5 separate regions of the Mus musculus genome follow, and all the other regions are linked to region 5. A link is a loop called in an ENCODE intact Hi-C map of the cell type or tissue named here. Cell type or tissue: left cerebral cortex. All regions are shown on one strand. Each heading gives the region's core, and the rest is flanking DNA. Links, peaks and the distances in the headings are about the cores only.

Region 1 (6,053 bases), core at 545-5,544, 1.5 Mb after region 5:
TAATATCATCTCAATGTACAGTCCGTACAAAATTATTGATGAGATATTTTATATTCTTTTCTTAAGATACATCGAACCAGCTCATCTTGTTTTCTTTGTTCGCTTTCCTCCTCCTCCTCCTCCTCCTCCTCCTCCTCCTCCTCTCCCTCCTCCTCTTCTTCCTCTTTCTTTTCTTCTTCTTCTTTGGTTATTTGACACAGGGTTTCCCTGTGTAGCCCTTGGCTGTCTTGGAATTTGTTCAGTAAACCAAGCTGACCTCGAATACAGAGGTCCTCCTGCGTCTTCCTCCCAAGTGTTAGGATTAAAGGCATGTGCCACAACCACCTGGATGTTGTGACACATTCGAATTTGGACCAGCATGGCTCAGTAGCTACATAAGGCTAGTGGTTTGTGGTCTTCCCAAACCCTTCTTAGAGAGAGGGGGCAACTCTTCTTTGAATAGCAAGATGAAAAAGTTCTTTATTAGAAAAAACCAGAAGTAATCTTGTTGAGGGCAGCATTGGCTACTGTTTCAAAATCCTTTTTTTTTGTTGTTGTTTTGTTTTGTTTTTGTTTTTTGTTTTTTGTTTTTTCGAGTAGCCCTGGCTGTCCTGGAACTCACTTTGTAGACCAGGCTGGCCTCGAACTCAGAAATCTGCCTGCCTCTGCATCCTGTGCTGTTAAGGGTCCCTCTCTCTGTACCCACTGAGAACAGGACTTGTAAAAGGCAAATATGTCTCCAAAGTTGCAATGCAACCGTTTTGTTTTTTTTTTTTTTTCTGGCTGTAAACGGGATCTCCAGAACCAGAGCACTTGGTTCTTCTTGAAATAGAAAGTGTTTATGCCTGGGATGAGACTGAATCAGGCAAGAGATGTGCTTATGTGTATAGCGCAAAAAAACAACATATCGCGTCCTGGAGGCCAACTGAGCAGAGCAAGCGCAATCTGGAGAAAGGAAACCTGGGCCTGTGAAAAGAGCGGCATGATTCGTGCCAAATTCCAAATTTCAAAGCAACCTTCCTGCTAATGAGTGCCATCAGACACAGACTGTGTGATGCTGTGCCCCTCCTGATTGATGAAAAAAAAATAATAATAAAAGTGTACAGGGGATGAGGCAGGGATAAATATTGTACTCTTAGTTGATTTTTTTTCCCTAAATTATCCAAGCAAAGAGGATTAGTGCACTACTTTTGGATCTGATTAAATAAACGGAGGAAACACTTCCCCATCATTTTCTTTTCTTTATTTTCAGAGGCAGAGAGAGAGAGAGAGAGAGAGAGAGAGAGAGAGAGAGAGAGAATGAATTGTATTTTTCTAAATCAGTTCCCAGTTCAAGAAGACATCTGTGGTAGGGGTGTTTGAACCCATACTTACCAGTCAGTCCCCACAATTGCAGTTAACCTTGTTTTCAAAGTTATTCCAGGCAGGGTCTGATGCTACTGGCCTGTAACTCCCAGCTACTTGCTAGTTCGAGGCAGAAAAACTACAAGACTTAATCTTAACTGGGAGACTTCGTGAGAGCTTGACTCAGAACAACAACAACAACAAAAAAGTCTTGGGAATATAACTGAGAATGCTCGAATACTGTGAGTGAGGGAGGCCCCAAGGTCAATCCGGAGAACTACAAAAAATAAAATTGAATTAAATTACTCTGGTTTGTTTTCAGGGTAAACAGAAACCATCAAAAGTTGGTTCTGAAAACAGCACACAGCATGCTTTGCTTTTAATTTTTTTTAATTACATTAATTTATTTGTTGAATATGTGTGTGCCTATGTGTGCCAGCCTAGGAGATCACAGGACAACTTCTAGGAGTCAGCTCTCTCTCTGTCTTTCCACCATTCTTGTCCAAGGGATCAAAACTCAAGTTATCAAACAGCAAGTGTCTTTACCCACTAAACAAACCCTCTCCCTGGCTCAAAAGGCTTATTTTATATGGTTTCTATGGGGTAATTAGTGCCAGAGTGTGTTTGGACACATAATTTAGGTTTTCTGTGTATAAATGCAAAACAATACATAATTCCATAACGTCAAACTTCTTTGAGCACGTTTATGTTTTGTTGTTGTTGTTGTTGTTTTGTTTTGTTTTGTTTTGTTTTTTACATCAAGACAGCGCGGCCAACTAACCTGTGTTAGGGCCCTGGTTGTACTTGCAGCACCCGAATCAAAAATGGTGACAATCTCCTCGTCGTGCCTCTCTCCTCCAGTTTATTCTGAGCCTGCCTAGTTGTTGTTTAACGCGATCTGTCCCTGAGTTCAAGGCTGAGGGAGGGGGCTCTCAGCAAGAATTTCCGGCTGCCCCCCCCCCCAAAAAAACAGTTGGAGCTTTCATCAGATGAGGCTCCTAGGCCTGGAGGGGCAAACTGCAGATGGCAGCAAAAGGAGCCCAGCACCTGTCTCTGTCGGACCAAGCAAGAAACCTCGCACAGCTCCCACAGCCCGGGCCAGCTAGGTGTGGGGTTGTAAGGTCATTCTCACACCTGCTGAAGGGAGTGAGGCGGGGACACTCCAGGTGTCTGGATCCTGGGATGATTAAAGGAAACTGTTAAAAGGCATGCAGGGAGAGCGCAGCGGGGGGACGCGCTGTGGTAGCCAAGCGTGGGAGGCTAGAGATGCCTCCCTCCAGGCCTTGGGGACTGGGGAGACAAGCTGGCCTGAGATATGTGGACTGGGTAGACAAGCTGGCCTGAGATGTGTGTGTGTGTGTGTGTGTGTGTGTGTGTGTGTGTGTGTGTGTGTGTGTGTGTGTGTGTGTGTGTGTTTCTTTCCGATGCAGGGCGGTTAGCCAGGGGCTGCAGTAGCTTTCCACTCAGCCCAGCGACTTTTACACATCCCAGACATACTCAGCGCATCTAAGCAGCGGGCTCGAGAACCCAGGACTGAGCCTTCCCGGAATCCACTCAGAGCGCCCAGCCATTAATTCTCGAACTCTTAGAATTCTGTGGCTCCGTTGCCGACTGAGGATTGGGTTCCCTTAACCTAGGGCTTCCTCTTCTCGGGCAGGAGGAGGAGTCACAACCTCCCCTCCCTTTCTCCTCCGCCTACGACCAGCTTGATTTAAAAAAAAAAATCTAATCTTTTATTTAAAGTCAACGGAGAAGCAGGAACCCCGCGCTCCTGCCTAGAAGATATTTTTACTAACTCCTTAATCTCTGCCAAGAAGGGCAACCTTAAGGAACCTGTTTTCTTTTAAGCTTTAGGTAGCAAGGGAGGAGTGTGACAGTCTGGGCCGAAACTCGAGGGCTCTATGCACTTGGGAAGGGTTATTAGGGCGGAGGTAGGGTGGGACGAAAAATTTCCAAAGTACTAAACATTGAACACGAGAGTCAACTCGAAAAGCTTTGAATCAAATTGGGAGCCGAACGTACGTATGTGTGGCTAGCTCCCGGGAAAGAAGCCTCTTGAGTCCCCGTCCAAGCAGGAGAAAAGGGGTCAGGTGAATGAATACCCAGCTTGTGACCCTGAAGGAGGAGAGTCTTGGGCCAGGAGGGGATGTGCCCATAGCCTAGGCGCGCCCACGCGCACCCCTGGAGGAGAAAGGCCGAAAAGACACCTCCTGCCTCCGCCTGGGGCTGCTACCACCGGACTGCGCCCCCAGCGCCTTGCCCAGCTTCACCAGCTGAGCGCGAACCCCTCTGCTCTCCTATTCTCAACTAGTCTCCGAGCTGTTAGGACTCGTGGCAGTCAAAGGCACCTCGTCCGCCCCGCAGAGCCCATTTCTCTCCCCACCCCATCTCCCGCCAACGCCCCCAAATTTTTTGGGCTCGCCCTTCCTGAAAGTAGGCGAGGCCCAGAAGCTGAGGCTAGAGAGAGGAGGTGGAGGAGGAGGAGGAGGAGGAGGAGGAGGAGGAGGAGGAGGAGGAGGAGGAAGGGGTAGGAGGTGGAAAAGGGGCGGCGCCGAGCGGCCAGCCAGGGGGCGTGTCCGGCACTGGCCCCGCCCCTGGGTGCGCGCGGTGGTGGCGGAGGCCGCCCAGCCTCGCTCTAGAGAGACAGGTATCGCTTAGACGCCATGTTGTGAGCGGAAGTGGGGGAGCGCGCGGCCGTCGCTGTTCTGCTGGGATCGGGCGCGGGAAGCGGCGGGGAGGGGAGGCGGGGGGCGGAGCCGTAGTCCGGGCGGCGGAAGGAGGAGAGGAAGAAAGGGGCGAGCCCTGGTGCCTGGCGGCGGCGCAAGGCTCTCGCTTGGAGTGCGGGCGGCTGTGGCTAGGCGCTGGGCGTTCGGGTGGTCGGCGTCGGCGTCGGCGTCGAGCTCGCTCTCGGGGGAGCCGCGGCTGCCCGGCTGCTGCTTCTCGGCTCTGCCTTGGAGCTCGAGTGGCTAAGGAGCCGAGCCGGCTGTGGGGCGGGTGGGGAGGGAGGAGGCGGTGAAGGCGGCGGCGGGCCGGGGAGGGGGGGAAAGATGCCGCTGGCGCAGCTGGCGGACCCGTGGCAGAAGATGGCTGTGGAGAGCCCTTCCGACAGCGCGGAGGTGAGTGCAGCCGTGCGGCAGGGCAGGCGCGCCCCTTCCCCACGCCCCCGCCGGCGCTAGCTCTCTTCCCCGGAGCTGCCCCCCTTAGACCACCTCCGCCGCCGGCTCACATCTTGTTCCCGGGGCGAGATTCTGCTTTGGGTCGTTGGGCTTTGCCGATCTGTCTGTGTCTCCTTCCCGCACCCTCGCCTCTCCCTGCTTTTGGGGTTGGGGGGTGCCGGTGTGGCGGCGCGTGGGGTTTGGAGTGGGCGCTGAGGCTTTGCAAAGAGCCTGTTTTAATCAACTTTGCGTGGGGGAAGCAGGAGGCAAAGCAGGAGCCGGCGGCGGGGAGTTGGGAAGTTTGGCCCTGCCGGCTCTAGGGTCTTCTCCGGAATCTTAGAGACTTTGGATTCGGTTCACCAGGAGCCAAGACTTCAGTCTGGCCGCCGGAGGGGTTTGCTACAGGGAGACGGGCGCCCACAGGGCAAGGTGGGCGAGCCAAGCCGGGAGGGTTTTGAGTAAGGGGTCCAGGACTGAGGGATCCCCCCACACCCCGGTCAGTCTGCCGCAGCGCTCTCTGCCGCTGCTGCAAAAGAAAAACGGAGCGCCTTAGGTCCCCTACTCCTAGGTTTTGAGGTCACTGAGTTGGAAGACCCCAGTATAACTTTTGCTTCCTGTCCATGGAGGTGAGCGGGTGAAATTCAAGGAGATCAGCGGACGCTGTAAAAGGGCTATCTGATTTTCCTCTCCCGGGATCTGATGATCGGCCCTGAGATACCCACCCCAGTGTCAGAAACCCAAACAGTATACCCAAACAAGGCAAAACAGAATTTCCGCGGACACATCCCAGCACCGAGCTTTTCACAGCCGCCACTGTCCCAGAATCAACTGGCGATCTAAAAAAATAATGCAGACAAGATCCATTCCAGGGTATCAGCGCTCCTCTCCAGAGTGGAAAATCAGTTCCTGATGGTGGCGCGTCTGTGATTCCTCTTTCTTGACTTTTCGCTGAATTCTATCCTCGCAGCGGACTTTAGGGGATTACAGAATGATAGGCTGGGTGTGTGTAATAGTTACTGAGCGAGTGACCCCATTTCTGGAAAGCATGACTGAAACGCGGGGGTGGAATGGGGCAGGCTCTGATGAGTGGTGTACTTGGCGGCAGCCACTGCCCCCATCGGCCTCCGCAGTGTGAGAGGTGGGTAGGGTTACTGGTTACGTCAGTAAAACTCGGGCTCAGTTTGGTGTGAGATGCGGGACGCTGACATTCTCTGGGAGGGGGGAGAGGGGGAGGGAGGAATCCGTTCAGATCGTTTTTTCTAATTTTTCTCCCCTGTCACCTCCACTACCATATAAAAATATTTACTTGTTCTTAAATGCAGGAAGAGTTGTAATAAAGCTTACAAGTTCATGCTTAATAATTTACTACTGGATAATGCTGTTCTAAAATAGCAAAGACATAGGTATATGTTACTTTTTTTTTTAAAGGAAAGGCTGGTGTAAAAAAGGAAATCGTGTTTTTACGACTGGCAGAATACAAGAATTTTATTTGAATTTAGAGCCAATATGATACTATAAATCTTTAATAATAAAGTTAAACTTAGAATGCTTAACCGTCATTTGAATGGGTAGTGT
Region 2 (6,053 bases), core at 534-5,533, 1.2 Mb after region 5:
CACACAAACAATGATCAGAATTCTGATTCCCCCGGCCATACCAGTAGGGATGAGAAGAGGAGAGCAAGATGATTTTCTGTCTTAAATGTTTCTGAGGCAAATGTTTCTGACAACTGTTAGAACACTGGGGCATTAGAATGGATCCAATCTGCATGACTGCTAGGGGTCACATTTTTCCAGGCAGGCCTGATATACAACTCAGAATCTACCCAACTGGCAAACCAAACCCCAAACAAAAAAAATAATAAGAAATAAAAAATAAAGAGAGAGAGAGAGAATTTTTTTTTCTTCACCCACACTGGAACCTGCATCAGTTGAAAGCTGTTTTGTTGTGGCAAGAGAAACATTAAATGTCACACACTGAATTTGCTCTGATTATGAGCTAGCCATATCCCTCCGACAGAGAAGGAGTCAGGCAGAGTCACAGGTGTTTAAAGAAAGCATCCTGCAGCAATTTAAACTGAGTACTGGAGGCAGTGAGCAGGGCACCAGGGCTTTCTTTGCATTTGCATATGCATATGGTCAGAGGGCTAAAAACAGAAAGCCCCATCCCTGGGACACACATGCTCAATCAGGCTGCTTCACCCTGTGGGCTAAGTTTAGCAGAGCTGCGTGGTATTGGTGTTGCCTCTCACTGGTTTTTGTCAGTAAGTCTCTCTTTTCTCCCTTCAGCTGAGCAACACGCACTAAAAGAGACATAAGAAATAATAGAAGGGGCAATATTTCCAAGGTCACACAGCAAATAAAAGGCAGATCTGTGATCTAAACCTAAGCCTACATTTCTGCTGCTGTTGTTATTTTGATCATTTTTCAGTCATGTTTTGTTTTCTCTGGCCTGGACAATGAAAGCTTCCTCACACTGCCCCTGTAGGCTGCAAAGCTATGCCAACAACCACAGAATTTCACCTTAATAAGATGATTTTTCCAAGACAGGATAGTGTCTCTGGGGGGAAAAAAATCCCCCTGCAGATTTTTTGAAATTCTGAAGTTCCTCAGTTAGTAAATATGTGAACAAAAGAGCTAAATATTGTATTGGTCTTTGAGGTTTAAAAAAAAATGAACCCCTTTTAATCAACTGTGTGCATTGGATCTTTTAGCAGTGCTGACAAACACTAACAGCACTAATAGTACTGAAGAGCTCCTATATCCCAGCTTACTGTGTGCTTAACATCAAGTCACTGAAGTCTCACTGTAATCCCCAAAGATGCTTGCATCGTAGGGATCAAAAGCTCTGCTGGGGACAGAGTAGCACAGACCTATAATCACATCATTCAAGAGGTAGAGGCATGAAGACCACCCTGAGCTACTCAGCAAAACCCTGTCTCCCCACCACCATCCCCCAAAAAGAAAAGAAAGAAAAGAAGCAAAAAGAAAAAAAAGAAAAAAAAAATTGAAGGCTTTTCCATACCACACAGTACCTAACTAGGATTCCCCAGAGAGAATTACTCAGACAATAATTGCTATAAAAACACTAAGGAAATTGTTGATAAATAGTGACACTGTTTGCAGAAATGTGAAATACAAAGTACTTTGGGGATTTTTGAAATACCATAATATCCTGAACAATGTTGTCTTGGTTGTCGAATGTTGCTGTGTTCTTGGAAAGAAGTCAAATAAACAATGTCATCTACATTTATTCTAGAGAGAAGGGTAACATGTTAGATTGGAAGGCATTGTGTCATCATTTGCAGCTTGTAAAACTGAAGACCAGGAAGGGAAGGAATTCAAGAATACTCAGCCAGCTAAATCAGCCGGGATCAGAGCCAGATGTCCTGGAACTGCAGGCCCTTTCCCACTCACCCGCAAGTTGTATCTTTCCATCTTTCCCTTCAAACTGCTCCCTTGGACCATGGCAAATGGACACAACTAATACACTAATGCCCCACTCTTCCAACACTTGGCAGAAACGTTTGTCTCGGAAACATTTAAGATGGTGTTATAATCGTTTTTCTTTTTTTCTTTTTAAATGTCTTTTCTGCGAAAGAAGCAGTAAGACTAAGCTTCAGGCTTCTCTGCCTCATCATTATATAATACTTGTCTGGGACTGCAAATCACTCGCAGAAGGACAAAGCTCGGGGGAAGAAAGGGTGGGTGTGAATCTTTTGTGATTTCTTGAGTAACGGGAGGCGATTTGTCATTTTAGGAAAACTGGAGCCTGTGTTCTCAGATTCATGCACGATCCAGCCTGTTTGACTCTACTGAAAACTTGCGGTTTCTGAGCCCTTCCCTAAAGTTGGGGGTAGAACACACGGGTAGCAGACAGACCTGTTTTTCTCTCCTCCCTTCTCCCCAAGTAAGAGAAGCTAATAATAAATCAAAGTTCTAGAACTTGAATTTGAACTGAAAATACCTCAGAATAAAACCTGTTTCTTCCATCCGGCAAATCAGCCAGAGCAGGGACTACTTGCATTTTCTGTGAACGCTCGCCCCCTGCTGGTCAAGTTTGATTATGACTGACTCTTGAGAGAAGTAAACAAAATTACCATACCAAAAAGAATTTTTTATCGACGGAGAGAAGATTTATAGAGAACTCATTAATGTAACTTTTTAGTCTTAAAGTTAGCGGTTATGGAGAACCCACAGGGACTTGTTTTTAATTCTCATGGAGACTTTCACAAGCGAAATTCTTGGGGAGCTCTCCAAAAACCTTGTTGCTGAACATATTTATAGAAATGTGAAAATAAAACAACTCTCAAAGGATAACAGTGTAAAAAAAACTTTGGCTATTTATATTAAACTCCTACCAAAACAGCATGCAGTCCCCTCAACTTGGGACGATAAAAAGAATTCCAGAGCAAATAAAGTTACCTGGAGGGACAGGGTCTCCTGGTATAATTTAGGTTGGCCTGAAATTCACTATATAGCCCAAGCTGGCTGCACACTACCACCAGTCCTCCTGCCTCGACCTCTCGAGTGCTACGATTACAGGCTTGAGGCACTAAATGTGGCTTGAGGGGTACTTTTAAAGTATTTTGACTCAAAACCAATGAGATGTGTTGTTTAAATACAGTACACCTGAAACTCTGAGCTGCCCACTTTTTGCCTCCTTGTAAAAAGTCCTGCCATGTGCTGCCCATCTTTACTTAAGTACTTCGTTTGAAAGGTCAGCCAGTTCTATTAGAAATTCTGCTCAGCTTGATTTCAGTCTCTGTGTCCTGCTCTCATTTGATAAGGAATGCATGCCAATGATCTACGGTTAGCTGCTTGGTGGCGACTGCTTTTCCTCCCTAAAGCCCTTCCCCGGCTTTTCTTTCTCCCTCTCCACCACCCACATGCTGCTCTTATTCGGACTACTTCAACTGCCTCTATCACTCATCCACACCATTCCTGGCCTCCCTGTGCACCCACGTGCATACCCTTAGTGTGGCTCCATTTAACCCCTTGCTTGCCTGACAAATACAAACTCAACTAGGCTGGCGGAGTCTAGCACTCACGGGGACTGTGCACAGGTTTTGCAGTTCCCACCCAGAAACTAATCAGGCTCCCATCAGCAAACAGATCACATTACATAAGGCAGCTGGAAGGCGGCTCGGAGGCTGGGAAGCCAGATCACAAGGCTGCTGCTTCACCCACGTGCTGGTGAATCTTCCATCAGCCCCTCGGGAGAAGCAAACCCAGACGTCTGTAGTTAACAGCGTACATTTTGTGCCTGCCAGCGAGCACGCAGGTATAGAATACAATCTGCTAGGTTTTACGTCCATGTACCCCCAAATCAAAATACTCAGCAGAGACCATGTAGCCCCCAGGGAATACAGAAACATTTTTCCTTCTTTGAAATTCCTTCAACTCTTTATTAAGCCTCGTACTTATCCGAGAATAGCTTTTGTTTTACTGCCTGGGCAGTATGCGTTTAATGACTAATGGGCACAAAGCAGGACAACCCTGTCACACACACACACACACACACACACACACACACACACACACAAATGGGTAACCCAAATTCTCCCTTCCTGCTCCTTAGATAAGCCTTCACACTTCACTGCTCAGTGGAAAGCAAAGAAGGCATGGGGTGAACTGAATTCAGCTGTTGTTACCTGATTCTGACCACACTGGAAGGAGTCTAATTTTCAGGCACAGATTTGGTTTACGCAGTGAGTGGGCAGGTGGAACCTCCTCCACCTAGAAAGGAATCGTGATAAGGGAGAATTTTTTTTAAAGGTGGGGGAAGAGCCTAGAAACGAAATCCGTTTTCATCGCACGTGATGTGTGCAGATCTTAAAGTAGGTTGTTGCACTTCTGCACTGGGCTGTGTTTTGCCTTCGATGGATGCACATTCAGCTTGAGGCGATGCTGATAGCCGTGATTAAGCAGCGCTTCCAAGGGAAAATGTTTTGTTGTTTTCCTACCAAGATAGGAAATGCTTGTTTAGTATGCAAGAAAACTCCTCCCATTTCTGAAATGGAATTTACGTTATACGGTCTTTTGTTAGATGGTTAAGATTGCACTGCATGGTAGAAAGGACGTTAGGAGAATTTTAAGTGAGAGAGAGGGAGGAAAAAGAATGCAGGAGATAAAGAAGGGTGGGAGGTAGATACGAAGGGGGAGTGTAAGGGGGAAGAATCCAGGAATGCTTAAGCAAAGTAGAGAAAGAAAGGGGAGTGTGGATCCATTGTTCACAATAGAAGGGCTAGTTAAAACCACCAATTTCAGGAGCCAGGAGGGCATCTCGATTAGGGAAATCCCAGCTATGTGCAGCCCCTACCCCGCTGGGAATATCTGCTGACAGGAATGTAATGGAAAGTGTAGCTGATGTGAGAATCACCAGAGAAAGAAAGCCTAGGACTCTGCTGGGGAAGAGGATTTTTCTCAAACAAGAAAGAAGTGAACCCATTCATTCTAAATGAAAGATGCCAAGTGTATATACAAAGATGGAATATAGAAACTCTCCCAAAGGGACATTAAACACTGTAATTGCGTCATTGTCTATAGACCTGCAGCCGACTTCCATCTCAAACAATATAAGAAAATAACAATTCTTCATGAATTATTCAGAGGTTCCCTTTGTGGCAGTCACACACTGTACAACTAAGGCCCCACAGATCTTCTTCAAGGAGCCTGTGGAACTATTTCTTACATAAGTGTGGGAAGGTGGCAGCTGGCTTTAAGTTCAGTGACAATGCTTTCAGCCTATTTGACTAATAATTTCGAAAGTCTTTTGCAACAACTTTGTAACACTTAATGCTGAATTGTGTTTAGTGTGTCATGTTTTGGACATCTTGGTCAGTTGCCTTTGCTGTAGCTGCCACTATCAATGTTAATGATAATAATATTTTGTTGGTGCAATGAGGTTGTGTAATAAAGAAGACAAAAGGAAATACTGTGTGCTCCACAAGGGGCTGAGAATTGATTTTATTAAAGCTTTGCTGCCACCTAGTGATGCATTTGAAGAACTACCTGATTTAGACCGAAGTCATTCCAATGCATTTTAAAATACCAGTGCAACTGTTGGGAGGGCTAGCAACCAAAATACTAAAACTACAATGTTAAGCATTCCAGTAATATGAATATAATCAAAACTGTAATAAGTTTCCTATATATTATACAACTCAGTTACTCAAAATGTATCAAATAAAAGTGTGTTATAAACCAAACCATTAAAAACAGTTATAGTCAACGTTTATGTAATACCTACCCCATTTATATAAACCTATCTTGTGCCTGACATGACTTGATACAATGGAGAAAGCCCCTGAAGTTGGGAGCTCCTATCACAAGCCATACCCACAAGTAACTGTCCATCTATTTTCTATATAGAGTATACAAGTGTGTTCAATGTAGGTCCCCATATTTGTTTCAGGGGAATTTTCATAATTTGTTAGAGCTAAAGGAACCTTGCAGTTCAAAGATTGACATTGTCATTTATCAAACACATGAAGTTAGTCCAAGTTCAACTGCTTAACATTATTGAGCACTACACATTTTTTTTTATACAAGCAGCCAGGGTGGTCACTTGTAAGGTTGTTTTTTGTTTTGTTTTGGGTTTTTTTCAAGTCCTCATTTTAAAAGAGGGATAACTGTATATTATATGAAGTAAGTCATTTCTTTTCTTC
Region 3 (6,053 bases), core at 739-5,738, 880 kb after region 5:
TCCTCAGTTGAGAATTCTTTGTTTAGCTCTGTACCCCATATTTTCATAGGGTTATTTGGTTCTCCAGAGTTCAACTTCTTGAGTTCTTTATATATATTGGATATTAGCCCCTTATCAGATTTAGGATTGGTAAAGATCTTTTCCCAATCTGTTGGGTTGCCATTTTGTCCTATTGACAGTGTCCTTTGCCTTACAGAAGTTTTGCAATTTTATGAGGTTCCATTTGTCAATTCTTGATCTTAGAGCATAAGCCATTGGTGTTCTGTTCAGGAAAATTTCCCCTGTTCCCATGTACTCTGCCCCACTTTCTTTTCTATTAGTTTCCATGTATCTGGTAAATCATATTTTTAAATAGAAGACTAAGATATAGCTCAGTAGTCAAATATTTGTCTTGTATTTATGTACATTCAATACCCAGTGACACAAAAATTCATGTAGCCTAAGTGTATGTTGTTCAAGTCTATAATAGTTTATGCTAACAACCTAATCCTTCAGTCACTTATTTATCAACTCACCTAGAGAAACTTCTAGTCCTGATAGCACCATTCAGTATAAATGAGCTGTACAAATACATCAGTTTTAATCTTTTATGCTGTTTATATTATATGTTACTGTATCCTTTCTATACTTACCATTGTATTACAAATATCTATAGTATCCATTAATCTGTTGTACAACTTTTTAACTTAGGATCAATAAGGTATATGATTATACACCATAAAGCATTATGTAAAAATATAGTGTTCAAATAAATGAAATAAAGTTTCTTAGAATACATACCCATCATTAAACAAAATCATGATTATATATACTCAGAACACATAAGATTACTCATAGGCATGAATATTTATACCAGTATTATTCATAACAATTTGGTACTAGATACAAAGTGAATATTTATCAATAAATAGTTAAATATAATTTGGTGTACCAATATAATCAATGTTATTCAGCCATACAAAGGAATGAAGTCCTTACATATACTATGGCCTAAATGAACTTTGGAAACTTTGTTAAAGATGAGAGTTGAAGGTAACCAAACACTGTTTTGTGTGTGTGTGTGTGTATGTATATATATATATATATATATATATATATATATATATATATATATATGTATATATATATATATATTAAATGAGATGTCCAAAAGAGGCAAAATTATAAATCGAGCAAGTCCACAGGTATACTTTAGAACTTTCTAATTTGAGATATTTGATGATTTAAACAATGGCTATAGCAATAAGATCAAGTTTTAGGTAATAGGAAGTATGTAAACAATAAAGAAATGAAGTTATTAAAAATATCATCTCCAAAAGACATCAATATTGCAGACATAATAGGACAGTAGAGGGAGACGCTAATTATTCTAGAAACAGAAACTTTCTGATAAATTTGGGAGTGCTTTAGAGGAACATAACAAGAACAGGAACATATGGAAAGTAGAGCCTTAGCTCCCTTAGTTAGACAAAAGACACCTATCTTTGAAGTATTAATATTATCAAACTTAGAGTCACATTTGGTGGCCAAGGCCAGATCTGGCCACCCATCCTTCATAAGCCAATTAAAGGTGGAAAGCAGACACATTGGTAATGAAGCCAAAGAGGTCCAGCTAATGAACTTTACCCCTTCGTCTGTCTTCTGGGTCCTGGAGTGAGATTAAAGTTTAGTGGGCCAAGGGAACATCTAAGTAGTCCTATTTGATGTGTCATCCCACCAACTACTGATCCATCATTGCCTGGGCCACAAGTCTCACCCTATAAAATGGTCTAACAAGCTGTTTGTCATAGTTAGTATTTCGTTGCTGTAAAGTGACACCACAACCAAGGCAATTCTTATGAAGGAAAATACTCAATTAGGGCTTACTTACAGTTTTAGAGATTCAATACATTATCATCATGATTGATATGACAGAGTCCGGATCACCATAGGCTTTGCTACCCTTGGGGCCAGGTGTCCTGGATGCTATATAAAAGGCTGAGCAAAACCTGGAGAGCAAGCCAGTAAGCAGCATTCCTCCTTGACCTCTATTTTAGGTCTACCTACAAATTTCTCCCTTGAGGTTCTGTCCTGACTTCTATGAATGATGGAGTATGATCTTAAACCTGGAAGATGAAATAAAACCTTCTTATCCCCAAATTGCTTTTGTTCTTGGAGGCTTATCACAGAAATAAAAAACTAACTAAGACAGGTCCTCTTCTAGCAAAGTCTACAATAGTCCATTCCAGTTTAGTTTGTAACCTTCTTATTACAGTTTCATACCTTCTGGTTATTGTTTTTAATTTCTTTTCAACCAAATGGTAATACATTGTTTCAACCTTATTCTATTCTATTCTATTCTATTCTATTCTATTCTATTCTATTCATCCAAAAAGTCATTTACAAAAAGAAAAGTATACGTTTCTTCTTTCCTATAAATGGCAAATAGGTCTTTTATGAATTTAACAGCAGTGTTAAAAGGCAAACTTTCAAAATTATGTTCATGGAAGATTTATCCTTTGACAAAGAAAGTGGGGGCAGAGGGAGGGTCCAGATGAAGTTAATCGGGAAAGAAGATAGTCAGATATAAGGAAATTCCTTTTATTTTGTATTATGTTCCTATTCAGGCTCTCTATATAAAGTTTTACTGTATGTATCTACTCTCTGCTGTACTCTTCTCAGAAAAAAGAAATCAGTATCATTGTTAATGTTTTTTTCTGTTACTCTGGTCTCTATCACAGGGACTTCGTAAATCACAATGGTCCATCTCAATTTGCATTGCAATCATTCACTAGACATTTGAAATTGTCAATTCTCAGACTCCTAGATTCCTCTCTCTGATGCTATAATTCTCTTTCCTGCATCTTAACACATCATAGGTCTCACTTTTCGTTTTCTGGCTATGTGCAGACCTCTACTCTTGCCCACTCCTGAACCTTTCACCCTAATTTGTAGTTAACAGTCTTAATGGTGCAAGTCTTAGGTATAAAGCCCCAGCTATACAATGCCTTATCACTTTAATCTCCCTGGCTTTTCCATACTACTGATAGTATTACTAAAATGCTGGCTACTATCAGCTGGGTCTGCCATAATTGCTGCTATCTAATCTTAAACGACTATTAACTGCTCATAAAAATCCTTCCACTTCCCTTTACAAAAAAAAAAAAAAAAGAAAAAAGAAAAACGTTTATGAGGTGCCTCCACAATGTCTCCTCTGACTCAAGTCACTGTCTATGAGCACAGCATTTCAGCTTGAATTCTCTCCAGTTTAAACCCTCTGCATTCTAGTTCCACCCCACCCCCCTCATTTTGAGGCAAAGACAGCTCTGCTTATTATTATCATCATCATCCTTCAGTTCATTGTGGACAATGGATAATCTGCCTAGAAAGATGCCAATCTCTCTTGCTCCAAATCTTCCATTGAAGTAGAATTGGATTAACCAGCCATCCATAGCCCTCCATAAAGTAGTCAAATTTATCATGCCACAATAATTCAAATTATTTCCTGTATATCATGTTATGTTTACATCAACATAAACCATTTGTTCTTTTCCAAGAGAGGCCTGAATTCCATGCTTCAATGCTTGGTAAAGCCAAGGCATTGCCTTTTATTTCTATAATTGGAGTTTAAATCCTAACCGCATCATTTGGCAGTTGGGTAACTTTCATTAAGGACATAGAATTAGTGGCCATTGGTTCCCTAGTTACTTGTAAGAATCAAGTAAAATGATACTTGCAGTACTAAAAAAAAAGATAAAAACCTATATAATGCTGAGATACAATGGGGAGTGTTGTTTTTTATTCCACAAATATTCATTTAGCACCCACTATTGGCAAGCATTAGTACTGCAACTGTTCACTTTCCAAATGAACATTATACGTGTACTTAAAAAGTAGAACAAATATGTACCTCCTGAGTTACATAAACAAAAACAACTGAGAAGATTCAAGCTCACATAAGCTAGGGATTTGGAAATAAAATGAAAACAACACTTCCTCATAGGTTGATGGCCAGTTTCAACTTAAAACCACCCTCCTGTAGATCTTACACCATCATGGCTGCATTTGCGGACATTAAAATGAGTTCACATCAAATAACTTAGACAAAAGGATGCTGAAAATTTATGAAAATCATACTGGAATCTTTTATTCCTCAGAATATTTTAAAAACTGTGTTGCTTTAACTAATCCCAAGTCTAGAATCTCTTCAGTCCATGCCAGATGGGATGGTCAGGAGCAGATTGCACACACAAGCTTGCAAGAGAACATGGCTCTATAAATATAGCTTCCCTTTATGGTGGCTGAAACTCTACTTTGTATAGGAGAAGACCTTACTGAAAAGAGTGTTGTTTTCTTTCACTAATCATCAGTACAAAAGAACATGCCAAATGTGCATTTTCTCCAGTACTAGCAGACTTGCTATGCTGGTACCCCAAAACTGAATTTTTGAATCTCAGGGTATTGGGGAGGGGAGTGGGTCGACAAAAGATACCCAGTGAACAAGCTGTTTCTCTCTCCCTGCCCGTCTTTTTGAAAAAAAAATCCAAAATAGAAAATTTAAAAGCTTAAAAAACTTCGAGGCAATTTAATTTAAGTTGCTTCCCATGACTTTAAACACTGAATATTCACACCTACGTCAGTACTACATTGAGAACCTCCTACTCAGAGACTGTATTTAGGAGAGGAAGGATGCTGTGGTCTGAGATGAGGACTAGATTTGAGGGATCTTAAGTTCGGAGAAGAATTCTTTAGTAAGACTCCATAGTTCAGCAAATTTTTATCCTTTCTCCTCCATGGAGATTCTGGGAAAAATTCTCATAGAGCCTCTCCTTATGAATAATTATGGGAGATTAAAAAATGATTACAAGATAAAATAAAATTTCTTAGAACCTATTTCATGGCTTACATACATTCTGATTCAAACAACAGTGTTGTTCCTAAGAATCTGGGTATACCCTGAGTGAGTTTCAGCTCCAGGATCTCCTGAAAGAACCCCAAGGAACAGGCATTGCTGTGTGTCAATGAGAACAATGCAACATATATATATATATATATATATATATATATATATATATATATATATATATATATATAATAGAGCTTGTGCCACTATTAGATTTTAATGTATAGGGCAGATTTCTGGATCATCCCATTTTTAGGGAAAATGCATTTTAGCTTTAGTTTTTAAGCCATAACATGGTCAAATTGCATATCTGGTCTATTACTTCACACCCCACCATTTTCATGTTTTTTAGCTTAAGCCAAGCCAGGTGAGTAGGCGTCATCCAAGATAAAATCTTGCTGACTTTTTTTTCCTCCAAAGAAAAGCTAGCGAACAGGAGGTAATAAATGCTATGCTTCCTACTCAGACTTTGTCACATAAGATGTCAGTTCTTTATTTTAATTATATTCCTTGCCAGCTCAAAGAGGCAAGTAATTTTGCTGCATATTATCCTACCTTTGTAAGAGTTCTTCACAGGCAACAGTGGAAGAGGTCTTTCATTTGTTGTGCCAGAGTTGGTTTTAATATCCAGTTCCCAGCCACTCTCTTGTATCTTGAGAAAAGAACCAGTTTATGTACTGTCAAAAAAGAGAAGCAGAACAAATAATTACTTAAATGCCAGTATATTTGAAACTTAAAATCTTCTCCAAAGCAATGTAACAATACAAAGAGGTTAAAATTTTATTTTAAAGAGGCAACTCCCCCCACTACAATTGAGTAGTGGTATTGATCAAAGTGGTGATCAAATGCAAACATCATCAAGAAGATGGGATGGAGGGGAAACTAAGGATTTCTCTTAGTTGGATATAGGAGACCAGGTTATAAAATGAGGATTCTATTTGTGTGCTTGACACAGAGACCACTGCAAGAATGGTGAGGAAAGACTATAGAGAAGGAAAGGGAAATATTCAAGGTACACTGTAAATTCCACCACCACAGCAGCAACTGAAGTCAAATCCCAACAGAAACCCCTAGGAAGCAGTATAAAATATATACTTCATGGTTATCTCATTTTATAAGGGATGATTTATTGGAAATAGATACCAAATTTCTGGCAGCCATTGGCTTAGGG
Region 4 (6,053 bases), core at 327-5,326, 660 kb after region 5:
AGTATCTACCTCCTGATGGGGGAAGTCGCAAGGTTGCACAGTAGGAAACCATGTAAGACAGAAGATATCTTTATCTTTAAAAACAAAACTTTGCCAAGACTTCACTCTCAAAGAGCTTAGAATTATTGGCACTTTCATGTATTATAGCAGTCATACAGATGAATGGATTCAGTTGATAAAGGAACACAATGTAGTTACAAAGTACCAATAAGACAGTATGGCCCACTGTTTCAGAGCAGAATTCTACTAGACCTTCAAAGAAAAGTTAACATCAACACTCCTCAAATTATTCCACGAGACAGAAACAGAAGGAACAATGCTCAATTCATTTTTTTAATTAGATATTTCTTCATTTACATTTCCAGTGCTATCCCAAAAGTCCCCCATAACCTCCCCCCCACACTCTCCTATCCACCCATTCCCACTTCTTGGCCCTGGCATTCCCCTGTACTGAGGCATATAAAGTTTGCACGACCAATGGGCCTCGCTTTCCACTCAATTCATTTTAAAAATACCAAAGTTACCCTGATACCCAAACCACATAAAGACCAAATCAAAGAAATTGATTTACAGACCAAATTCCATTATGAACATAGATGTGAAAATGCCCGATAACATAGTTGCAAACTATGGAACCCATACCTGACACTGCTTGGGTAACCAAGAATTAGAGAAATAGATTACCCAAAAACCTAGGGTAAAAACAAACACTACTGTCCTAAAAAAAATAAAAGTAGCAATAAAATGACTGCTAATGATATTCTGCTGTACTCAAAGATCAGTGCCTTATCCAGTCATCATCAGAGGGGCTTCCTCCTGCAGCAGGTGGGAACAAAGATGCAGAGACCCACAGCTAGATATTACAGAGAGGGAGAGGGAGAGGGAGAGGGAGAGGGAGAGGGAGAGGGAGAGGGAGAGGGAGAGGGAGAGGGAGAGGGAGAGGGAGAGGGAGAGGGAGAGGGAGAGGGAGAGGGAGAGGGAGAGGGAGAGGGAGAGGGAGAGGGAGAGGGAGAGGGAGAGGGAGAGGGAGAGGGAGAGGGAGAGGGAGAGGGAGAGGGAGAGGGAGAGGGAGAGGGAGAGGGAGAGGGAGAGGGAGAGGGAGAGGGAGAGGGAGAGGGAGAGGGGAGACTGTACATGGGATGTCTCTATTAAGTGCCTCTTCTTAGTGCCCAGGGAATTCCTCAGTAGAAGAGGCAGGAAGATTATACAAGCCAGAGGGGATGGAGGACACCAGGAGAACAAGGCCCTCTGAATCAGCTAAGCAAGGTACATATGAACTCATAGAGACTAAATCAGCAAGCATAGGGCCTACACAAGTCTGTACCAGGTCCCCTGCATATATATAATATGCATATGCATATGCAGGCTTCTGGATGTGGGAATGAGTGGGTCTCTGACTCTGGTGTGATCTTGAGACTCTTCCTCCTGTTGGGTTGCCATGTCTTTCTTCAATGTGATAAGAAAGAACAGATGCAGAGGTCTTAGAAAATCTGTACCATAATCCAGGCAGGAGATGGATACAACTCAGGTTTGGTTAGCCATAGTATAGATGGAGAGAAGTAAAACAATTAGGGGGGTATTGAAAGGTCAACTTCACAGAATATGAGAATGAGGGCAAATTTAAGTCAGGAACTAGGTGTCTAGGATACCATCTCTTTCTGAACATTGCTGAAAGTATAATATGATGTTCACTAGAATAAGGATCATAGTAAGAGGCCATTGAATTATAGGAGATTAAGGATTTGATCTCTGTCATGTTGAGTTTTCGAAGCTTATGGACATGTTGCTTTAGGTAACTGGATGCTCATGGGAGATACCTGATTTGGAGATATAGATGTTGTTTGCTCATAGACAGTGATAGCATGGGCATGAGATATACTATATCCATCATGTAATTGAAACATTTTGGGTGGAATTTCTGAATGCTTGATATATGGGGGGAAAATTGTTCTTTAATGCTTTTATTTTCTGCTCCAAGTGACTCTTGAAAGATAACCCAAAACATGTAGGTCATCTGGAGTTCAGTTAGAAAATCTGGCCAAGTTCAGTCTTTCCAATTCTTATATGAACTGAACAAGAACTATAGTGATAGTATTAGCTGAGATGAAACTTGAGCCTTCAACCCTTCATTCCTTAGCATACTAAGAGTGTTACTGAAGGCCTGTCTTTTGTTACCCTATGCTAGTAAGAAATGCTTAGTTGCCTTGTCTACTTGAAGATTCATAGAAAGAAACAGACCTTTTTTTGTATTTATAAGATGAACCTAGTCTCTCATAGCCCATTGATTCAGAACAATGAGTGAACACTTTTCTCTTTAATATTCCGATATACACACCTTTAAAAATTCTTTCTGAATAATAAGAACTTATCTTCCCACTCATCCTACATATCTAAGACAGATATAGGCATACTTCTAGATTTTTTAATTTCAATTTTACCATAACAAAATGTGCTGCTTTGAGGTATGTTTGAAACCAAAAATTGTTTGTTCCAACTCCATCTGTATTTATTAAGAATTTTTAATTGAAAAATGTATATTTTTACCTAATAGCTTTGTGTCTTCATTAAACAACAAATTGTTCAATTCATGACCAAGCTTTCTTCAGTCTTAGAATGTGTTCTCAGAATATATGAAAGAGTGTAACATCTTGTTGTTTCTCAATGATTGGCCCCATGATTACTGGCAAGTCAACGCATCCTTGTAGTCCTATAATGATAATGTTTTATACGTTAACAAAGGCCATATTTTCATTTCATTTGCTTAGAAAAATCATGTGTCCCCTTAATGGAAAAAATCATGTGATAGCTATTATTTCTGCCCATGAACATAGAGGCCATGAGTAATTTGGCTACTAGTGAATCCAATCTTAGGGAAGACAGTATAAATTTTCCAGAACTGTACTAATTTATACTATTTTCCTAGTTTATTTTACTTTGAGCTTCAGATTGAACCCAGGGCTCTACATCTATTAGAGAAGTTCATTGCCACTGAGCTTATATCTTTAGCCCTGTGCTAGTTTAATTATTAATAGTTCCCCTCTTAATGCCATATATCTTATTCTGAACTAGATGATATATAACTATGTATCACTAACTTACTGTCTGCTCAAAATTGAATATAGTAGATTTTTTTCAGTCTCCCCCATTTGAATGGAAAATAAAATTAGGCTTCTATGATTAACAGTGAACCTCAAGACTGAAAAATTCATGAAGGAGAAAGAAGTGGGTGGGTCATGATAGGCCATGGATGAATCAACCTTATGAGTAATTCAAATTTATGAATAAGTGGGATTTCCAAATCTGAGTCAAGATCCACAGAATAGGTGATGAGGAATTACCATAATTTTGAGGAACTAGAAGAAGCTCATAGAGAAAACCAACAGGCTTTGTATTATGGAAATTCATAGTGAATACTTATGAGATCCTAACACTAAACTCATTTACCATGATGTCAAGTTTCATTCAGTGTACATGTTTCATGGACCCTGACCATATTGTTTCTCTATTACATATTATTCTGTATGAATTCTTCACCCTCCTTCACCTCAGAGCTGACCTAAGGACACAGGTTTTCATGAAAGTGAGTTATTTGGGAGGTGATGCCAGCACATACTAGTAAATGAGAGTGGAGAGATAAGGGAAGGAAGATAAGCCAATGTTTCAGTGTGAGAATGTTCCCGATTCAAGTAACAGAGTTCATTCCTAGTAGGAAGCCCTAGGATATAGGGTAAAGGACAACTCAGAGTCATCTACTCAAGGAAAAAGGAAGCTAAGCCATCTGCTCCTCATTTTCAATTATTATTGGGGACGAGTAGAAATTTTAACTATTTGGCACTTTCAGCCTGCCACATGAAAGAGATGATATATATATATACTCATATATGCCTTGCGGGGGTAAATCATCAAACAGAAGATTCTATGTACTTTCAGTATGATATTATTGCTCTGAGGCCTGAATACAAAAAGGATATGGATGGGCAGCAATGGAATCTCCTATGCAGATCACATGTCAGGCGGTCTACAGGGTGGCTGTTGGAGACATTTGGCTTCACAATAGTGACATCTGAATTTAAGGATGGTGAGAAATAATGTATTGATAAGAACCCCAATCGTTTGGCAATCTCCTTAGTATGCATCTCTACATGCTTTGTGAATGAGTCATTTTCAGAAATCCAGCATACCACAGAATCATAAAGTTGAAAAATGTCCTTGTAATTTACCTAATATAGTCTCTCCCTACAGTAAATTTGTTAAACATCAATAAATGGACAGTTAGCTCAAGCTTTAAGTCGCTAAAAATATTTCAGTGGGTCTTTTCTTAGCAAGAGATAAGCTGGCATTTATTATAGTGACACACTTTGGTTACGGATGGGATTTATGGAATTTGTAATCAATATATTAAAATTCATTAATATACACAGCCAATCATGATCACTTTGCCCCATACACAGTTTATTAATCTCACAATTCAGAAAATGGCACCAATGATTCCATAGATAAGACATAATTAGAAAAGTAGTTAAGCATTTTATTTTTTTTAACTAAAATGGCTCACTCTTTATTAAGACCATCAATGTTTAGGAAGAGTTAACCATTTCAATTCAAACCGCTCTTTAGAACAAATTTTGCTACAGGATGAACTAGAGCCACAACCATTTAATATTAGGGTTAAAATCAATGATTAACAGGACTTGTTTATCTGGCAGAGGACCTGAGTTTGATTCCCAACCCCCACACTGTGGGACACACCCACCATTAACTCAAGTTCCAGGGTATCTGACACCTTCTTTTGAGCTCTTTGGGCACCAGGCATGTGGTGCATATACACGCATGTAGGCAAATACTGAAAGACATAAAATAAAATAAAATAAAATAAAATAAAATAAAATAAAACTTTTAAAGGATTCTCAAAGACATTTTACAAGGATAATATAATATACTATGTTGGAAGCAGGTATTTATACATCAAAGAATTCCAGTAGGTGATGAAAATTTTGACCAGCTGTGGCTTTATAATGGTCGCTGTATGCATAAAGAGAAACTTCAAGGGATGAGACTCTTAATTGGTTACTCAATACTAATGGTCAGCTCCGAAGTCACATATATGCAAACAACACTAAATACATTCAGCTGGTTGATGTTATATTTATATATTTATGTATGTGTATGTGTGTGTATGTGTATGTGTATATGTATATGTGTGTGCATTCAGCAATGACAATTGAAGAAAAAAAGCCATGAATGTGGGAAGAAGTGCAAGGGGTGGAGGATAAAAATAGAGGAAGGAAAAGGTGTAATTATACTTTAATTTTTAAAAATTGTCAGAGATTCAAGCTATTGGAGTCTTCTTTCCACAGGCATTCCCTAAGAATATTTTTCCCCAAGTCCAGGAGGTCAAATCCAGGGCCTTGAGAATTTTAGTCAAGTGATCTATCACTGAGCTATATATCCCCAGTTTCTGCTTCTTCTAATCATGTTAAAATGTACATAAGTTTTACTGCTTCCACCATTTAAGAGTACAATTCATCAGTGTTTAAGTACCATCACATCATTACACAACTATTATCATCCACCCACAGATTTTTTTAAATCTTCCAAAATTAAAATCTAAACCAATTAAACAGTCAATTCTCAATTAATTGTCCCACCCCAGTGCCAGAAACCCCATTCTAATTCCATCTCTAGAAAAGCCACTACTCCAGGTATCTCATAGGAGTAGAATCATACAGTATTTGTCCTGTTGTGGCTGGTTGATTTTGAAATTGGGCATCTCTGTGTTTTCCAAGTCAATGAAATTAACTCAGGATATGAGGTAATGCTGCTTTTTACTAAATTCAAACCCTAGTGAAAATACACATATGTCCAGTGCTCAGTTCACTGGTGGTTAGAAAACAAGAACATGCATAAAACACCCTGTGGCCAAAACACGTCATTTCATTGTCCTTGCAAGAAGATTCACAGAAGGCCCATCCAGGTGCTTTATATAAAAATAACAGTTCCCTCCAGCTACCTAACCTAGATTTTAGGTTATATAAAATGATTTGCTTGGAAGG
Region 5 (6,053 bases), core at 447-5,446:
GGTAACCTCCTTTTGCCTTCTTCACTTGGTTGGGAGGACAGTTTCTTCAATGTTTCTTAACTACATCGAGGTTTCAGAGTTTCATTCAGTTCTTTTGTTGTCTCATAAAACTTTTGTGCTAGGACATATTTACAACCTGCATAGAAACAGTTGGCTCAGGACCCAATTCTGCAAATTTGTATACATTGGTATGTAACTTTTCCTGGACCAAAGGACGGTCACGACTGGCACATGCTTTGCTTTCAATATTGTGGAAAGCTTTTCTCAGTGTTTTATGACCTAGGATATAGGGTGTGTGTGTGTGTGTGCTCTAGAGACATTTGGCAATGTCTAGACAAATTGGTGTACAGGGTGAGCAAGAAGACAAGGATATTGATAAACATCCCATAATTTCCAGAAGAGCACCCTACACAAAGAATTATCCAGTCCTAAATGTTAGTAGTGCTAGCAAAGAATAAACCCAATTTTCTGCTTGAGAGATTAATGTCACATCCAAGCAGTCTCTTCACTGCACTTTATAGAAATTAAAATGCTAAAGAAAAAAGGCATAGGAATTAACTACCTAACAGGTATAGTTTTTTTTTTTTTTACCATAATTAACTTTGTGGAAATAAGGCAGTCAGATAAAATTTTTATCCATTAGCAAATTAGATATTTAGAATATATCTAATATATCTACCTGGGTTATACAATTATCTCAGCAGTTCTGCAAACTTTTAAACTCAATGGTACGTACTAGTAGCAAATATAAGTAACCAAGAGCACCATTATAATTTCTTCACCACCCTGAGCAGTCCCATCTGTTATATGCTTGGGAATGACTGATGGAGCATTCTGTGTTCCACATTCATATTTCCCTTACCACTTGTGTCAACCACAAGGGATGGCTTATTCATTTATAGCCCAGTAAATGCTAAGAATGGTTATTCGGTTGCACTAGAGTCACCCTGCTTGTAAGTCACTCCAGCATCTGCAATACTATTTACCCAGTCCTGTGAACCATGGCCACCTGCTGCATCATCCTTTTAAAAATGTCCTTTTAGTCAACCATAGTCCTTTCAAATATTTTTCTGTGCCAGCTCTGAGTGAAACAAGCAAAGGCTACAAGAATGCAGAAACTTCCATCCCACCAAGGAGGGTATTGAGCCACTATTCTCATGTGCTGGCTTCTTTGTTTCTTTGTTTGAATGTTTACCCATTCATTCAGTCAGTCAGCAGCTAGTAACTGTGAAGGACACCCCCTCCGGGTTCAGAGATGATCAGGTACAGGGGATCAGGGCACGTAGCCTGACTCATAGTTTAATATGTGAAATATTGTATGAGAACACAAGAAATTGCTGTCCCTTAAAGGTCTTAAGAAAAGGAAATGGTTAATGACTATAAAATGTAAATGAAAGAAAAAGAAGTGCAGGGAAGGAGAGGAGACAGAGTAGAACAAGATTATGACCACAGGACATGGTGAGGGCCCTGGTCAGGGTCAACCTAGCTGCTGCTGAGAAAAGCCAGGCCTCTGCAGAGTCCACCTTTGCTCCCAGGATGAGCGAAGGCTTGTCAGGCAGGGCTGTGTTGTTCTCAAGTGTAGCTGTCTTCCAGCCATGAAGCCTTTTCTCTCATTCCCCCTCTCACGCTGTGTGCAGCCCACGCAGAAAACCAGGAAAGTGAATTCTGGGCTGTCTAATCAGACTTGGCTGCATCGTGACAACGCTGCTCGTTTCAACTCCCCACACATGCTGTGGGGTTTGAGAAGAAGGCATCACTAGGAACAAATCAAGACTTGCAGATTTCCTTTGTGCTCCCTTGCCAGTGTCCCCTGCCTGTGAACTCATTAATCCACATGCTCTGGTTTATATCTTTATGCAGATGGTGAGGTGGTAGCTGGTTTAATCCCAGGCAGGGATGGTCAATTGGCTTCCCACTGAGTGAATTTTCTATTAAGCAGTTGACAAATTAGAGTCTCTTTCATCTAGGCAGGTGGCACCAAGGCAGCTCACAACAATTCCTCTTGAGTGCTGAAAAACAGCAGAAAGCAAGCATGCCCTGTTGCCAGAAAGTCACTGGCAGCCTTCTGTTGGAGGGTCAGTGATAACTTCCTTACACCATGGAAAACCCGCCCTGACATGATACAGCAGGGACTACGAAATTCTTGGCCAGCCCCTATGACCTAGCTCTAGCCTGACTCTCAAATAGTACAAAAGGTGCCTGGCCTTTAGTTCCAAAGACAATTCCTAAAAATGTGCCAAGCATTTTTACTAAATGCCAAGTGTTCATACATCCCATTTATTCAGAATCCATTTTCATTTCTTAATCATTTTCTACATGGGCTAAGTAGAATATACCCTGACTGGATTAGCTTTTTCCTTCAAGATGCATATTAGCACTAGGAACCACGCTTAATCAGGACAATTTTAAAGTATGTGTGCACCTATTGTGCCATACATGACTACACAAGAAGTAAATGTCGAGAACTCAGAGTAGTTGGGTGTGGATATGAGAAGGGACATTTGCTCACACGGAAAATGAAGAAACAAGGTTCCGAGTGTGACTCAGCAAGGAGTGTATGGGGGTGATTAGAGCAGTCAGTTGTGATTGCACGAGATGGTGTGGACAGGCTTCCTGACACAGAATTTGCCATCTGAGAGAAACCACTAGATGATACATGTTCTGGTACACACTTGGACTCAGTTTCCACTTAATGCTCTCCTGAGATTCCATAACTCTGAGCAGAATGCAAATGTAAGCGGTGGAACCCTAAGGGCAGTGAGGTGTTTTAGATGGGACACTTAAGACAATCAAACACTGCGAAAGCGTTCATTCCTTTTGCTGTCCCTACACCCTTCCCCTTGCTTCCAAAGCTGGAAACTGTTTCGCTTTTAAATAAAGTGCCCTCTAAAGAGTAGCTCAGCCTATTTCTGTAGAGATCTGGAAGAAAGTGTGCTGAACGTGAAAAGGCACTAATTATCTGTGACTAATCTGAGCTCACCCAGAGGCTCCCGAGGATCTCAGAGGACCTGCTTTTTCTTTGGCTCCTCCTACTTTGCTTTGCCAGAGCCTCTGCCCTTGGTAAGAAGATTTCCAGTCTGCAAGTACCCTCTTTCTCCTGGAGGAGGCGCTGCAGCTCAAGTTTTCAAAGCCTGCTCGGTGGCAGTTTTTCAAAGCTCCAGAGGGCATTACCAGAGTTTCACCAGAGCACTTTCGTTTTGTATTGAAAACTTCAAGGGACTTTTCTCCTCTTTTGCCCATTTTCAACTAGTAAATGGTTTGTAATTTTTGGATCCCCCCACCCCCGAATATGGTCAGTGTTAAGAAACATTTAGAGATCGAGCTACTATTTCTCTGAGGTTAAAGAAAAGTCAAGATGTTTCCTATACCACTTTTTGAACCTTTTTTTTGGGGGGGGGGGGCTTGGTAGACAAAGGTATCTCGCCTATTTCATGCAAGGACTATGTAGAAGCCTGGTCCAGGGAATAAATTGAGAACTATGTCTCTCTGAACAACATTACAGCGTGCCCTAATCTTAAGGCACCACTCACACCCAACTAGTGCCCTACAGGAGGGTTCTCTCTTTCTCTCCCTCCTTCCCTCCACTTTTCCCTCCCTGCCTCCCTTCCTCCCTGTCTCCCATTCTCCCTTCCTCCCTGCCTCATCCCTTCCCCACTCCCTTCATTACTTACTTTGGGAATTGAGCAATGTCTCTTTTGCAGTAAGAGGGAAACAGGCAGGCTGTCACGAACAAATGCAGGTGCTAATTAAATAATATGGGAACCTACAGACTTTGTGAAGTGGCTGCTTAAAGGGGCATCATAAGCAGGCAGTAAAGAAAAAGAGGTTTGTTAGGGATTTATTTAAAAAAAAAACAACTCTAAATCACATCTTTTAACTAGGATGTAGCAGTAGGAATAACATTATCAAGCCTCCAGACTTGATTTTGAGAATTCAAAAGTATTTCCATGTTCATTCTGCTTCATCAGTGCTGGAAGATCAGTTAGACAGGAGTTGGATTTGCAATTCATGCCTATGTGACTTCCAACTTCACAGGGTGGAAGATTGTGGGATGTGTTGTCATTTCCTGTCAGAGAAAGATAATTTTAAGCCTGGTTATGAAGTACATCTATTTAAGTTCATATGCAATAGGGGTAATAATCTTTTTTTTCTACCAATAATGTATCACGACAGATGTATTTAAAAAGAAATTAATTTCTGCCCATATTTAGTGTTTTCTTGCATCCCGTGTCTTGTGCTGGTGACCAAACCCAGGTCTTTTATGAATGCCAGTGCTCCATCACTGAGCTACATACCCCGATGCTTAGTAAATAAATAATTATAATTGTGCCAGCAAGATGGCTCAGTGGATAAAGACACTCACCACCAAGCCTGATAATTTGAGATCAGTCCCCAGGACTTATATGGTAGGAGAGAACCAATCCCCTAAAGTTGCCTTCTAACTGCTGCATGGTGAAGTGTGATGTATTTACTCACAAACATACACATAGGTAAAACAATGGAAAATCGTACTTCAGCACAGTATTCACATGCAAACACCAAAGCAACACACACACACACACACACAGAGAGAGAGAGAGAGAGAGAGAGAGAGAACATCCAGAATCATGGGAATTAGGCTGAATCACACACACACACACACACACACACACACACACACACACACACACACACAGAGAGAGAGAGAGAGAGAGAGAGAGAGAATCATGGGAATTAGGCTGAATGTCTTAATATCAGAAGTACTAGGTAGAAAACAATCGGTTTGGGGAAAGCTTTACTTCAGAATGTCCTAAATCACCATTCTATAAGTGAGCTCTTCTGGAAAGATTTCCATCATCACCAGCAGACAAGAAAGGTATCTTAGATTCCCTGCAGTATCATATACAAAGCTTGCTCCTTATTACCTGTCAGGAGGCAGAGAACCTGGGAGTCATTTTGTGCCAAATCCAATTCAATAATGAGCCAATTATAGACATGCTTCCACTGCCAAGAGCACGTCACTTCACCATCCCAGCTGGCTTCAGAGCCCCTGGTGGGCAGGAAGAGGGACACATGAGCCTAAATTGCTGATAACACTCTAGACCAATGGGGCTTCAAATGCACCCACATCACAGTGTTTCTAGAACTCCCTTAACGAATCCTGCCCCTGCTGAACTTTCATAGCTCAGTCCCCACTCAGTTTGCTCTCTTTCTCACTAGGTGATCAAATTCTGAAATATCAAGAGGTAGTCACCAGGAGCTCATCTCTTGCACTACAGGCCAACTTTGCATAATCTGCTGCAATTCTGCAGCCTTATTATTATGGTATGAACTAGGGCCATAGAGTCTGTAGCCCAGCCTCACTACTGACAGCCTTACTGAGCATGTAGGAGGTAAAATGCCAAGAAACTTGAGCTAGGTGAAATACAAAGCTGTCTCCATTAAAAATCAAAACAGCTCTGTGAATTTTGGCAGACACTTTCCAACCTGCCGAGATCATTGCAGGTTTAGATTCTAGAATCCAATAGTGTAGTTATTTTTCCTGGCTGACTTTGCATGGATGGCCTGCCAATTCAAGAAGCAAGCCTTTTCCTATTTTTAACTGAGATCTTGAGGAGAAAGGGGACCATGGCAGCACCAAGGACAGCATTCTTGGCAGGGGCCTTGGAGTATGAAGAAAAGTCTTAGATGAGAATGATGGTTTTCAATTAAAACTATTTTTAAGTTAGCATATAAAATCGTGGGTTTTGCTGTGACATTTTCATACATATGTAATATTGTACTAAGCTCACATCTTCTCCTTTCTCCTTACTCCCTCCCCACATATGTCCTCTCGGCACAAATATGCCTTCCTTTCTTCCCCAAACAGTGTCTCAAGATTTTATGTTAAAATTATCTGGAAGGATTGCTGAATCTTAGACTTCTGGGCTAAACCTCAGTGCTCCTGATTCAACAGGTCTAGAATGGGTCCAGGAATGTATATTTTGTGACAATTGTCCACGGTGGTCATTGTTGCTACTGGTAGTGGGTTGGAGATTACACTTGGAGAATCCCTCACATACTATGTGCATATC

What was found. Peaks named below come from ENCODE experiments on the same cell type or tissue, not always from the same donor. Only the 100,000 strongest peaks of a DNase experiment are listed, where the experiment ranks them.
Region 1: a loop joins it to region 5, with 4 times the contacts of the local background. A loop is called at or near these places in 3 of 42 quality-filtered maps.
Region 2: a loop joins it to region 5, with 16 times the contacts of the local background. A loop is called at or near these places in 27 of 42 quality-filtered maps.
Region 3: it touches region 5 in a loop (6-fold over the local background); 3 of 42 quality-filtered maps call a loop at or near these places.
Region 4: it touches region 5 in a loop (3-fold over the local background); 2 of 42 quality-filtered maps call a loop at or near these places.

The regions. Positions count from the first base shown.
Region 1 is chrX:159,251,750-159,257,802 of GRCm38, forward strand. Rps6ka3 (ribosomal protein S6 kinase polypeptide 3) reads left to right here and starts at 4,033. Exons shown (of 22, transcript NM_148945.2): 1 at 4,033-4,439. The coding sequence starts at 4,371. In left cerebral cortex, for the core only: a CTCF peak has its summit at 3,529; DNase peaks (open chromatin) are centred at 2,524, 2,599, 3,009, 3,598 and 3 more places; H3K4me3 peaks cover 2,637 bases; H3K27ac peaks cover 2,179 bases.
Region 2 is chrX:158,919,883-158,925,935 of GRCm38, forward strand. No RefSeq gene overlaps it. Among named protein-coding and RNA genes, the nearest start is that of Rps6ka3, 330 kb to the right of the region's middle. In left cerebral cortex, for the core only: CTCF peaks have their summits at 2,435 (motif pointing left) and 5,378 (motif pointing left); DNase peaks (open chromatin) are centred at 552, 1,218, 1,797, 2,158 and 6 more places; H3K4me3 peaks cover 204 bases; H3K27ac peaks cover 4,606 bases.
Region 3 is chrX:158,610,002-158,616,054 of GRCm38, forward strand. No RefSeq gene overlaps it. Among named protein-coding and RNA genes, the nearest start is that of Cnksr2, 570 kb to the left of the region's middle. In left cerebral cortex, for the core only: a CTCF peak has its summit at 3,811; DNase peaks (open chromatin) are centred at 3,860, 4,275, 4,459 and 5,302; H3K27ac peaks cover 2,656 bases.
Region 4 is chrX:158,388,448-158,394,500 of GRCm38, forward strand. No RefSeq gene overlaps it. Among named protein-coding and RNA genes, the nearest start is that of Cnksr2, 350 kb to the left of the region's middle. In left cerebral cortex, for the core only: no CTCF peak of the experiment used is centred there; a DNase peak (open chromatin) is centred at 3,262.
Region 5 is chrX:157,729,050-157,735,102 of GRCm38, forward strand. All of the region lies in intron 4 of Smpx (small muscle protein, X-linked), which reads left to right. Among named protein-coding and RNA genes, the nearest start is that of Gm15169, 28 kb to the right of the region's middle. In left cerebral cortex, for the core only: a CTCF peak has its summit at 3,103; DNase peaks (open chromatin) are centred at 1,138, 1,666, 2,582, 3,091 and 1 more place; H3K4me3 peaks cover 188 bases; H3K27ac peaks cover 2,375 bases.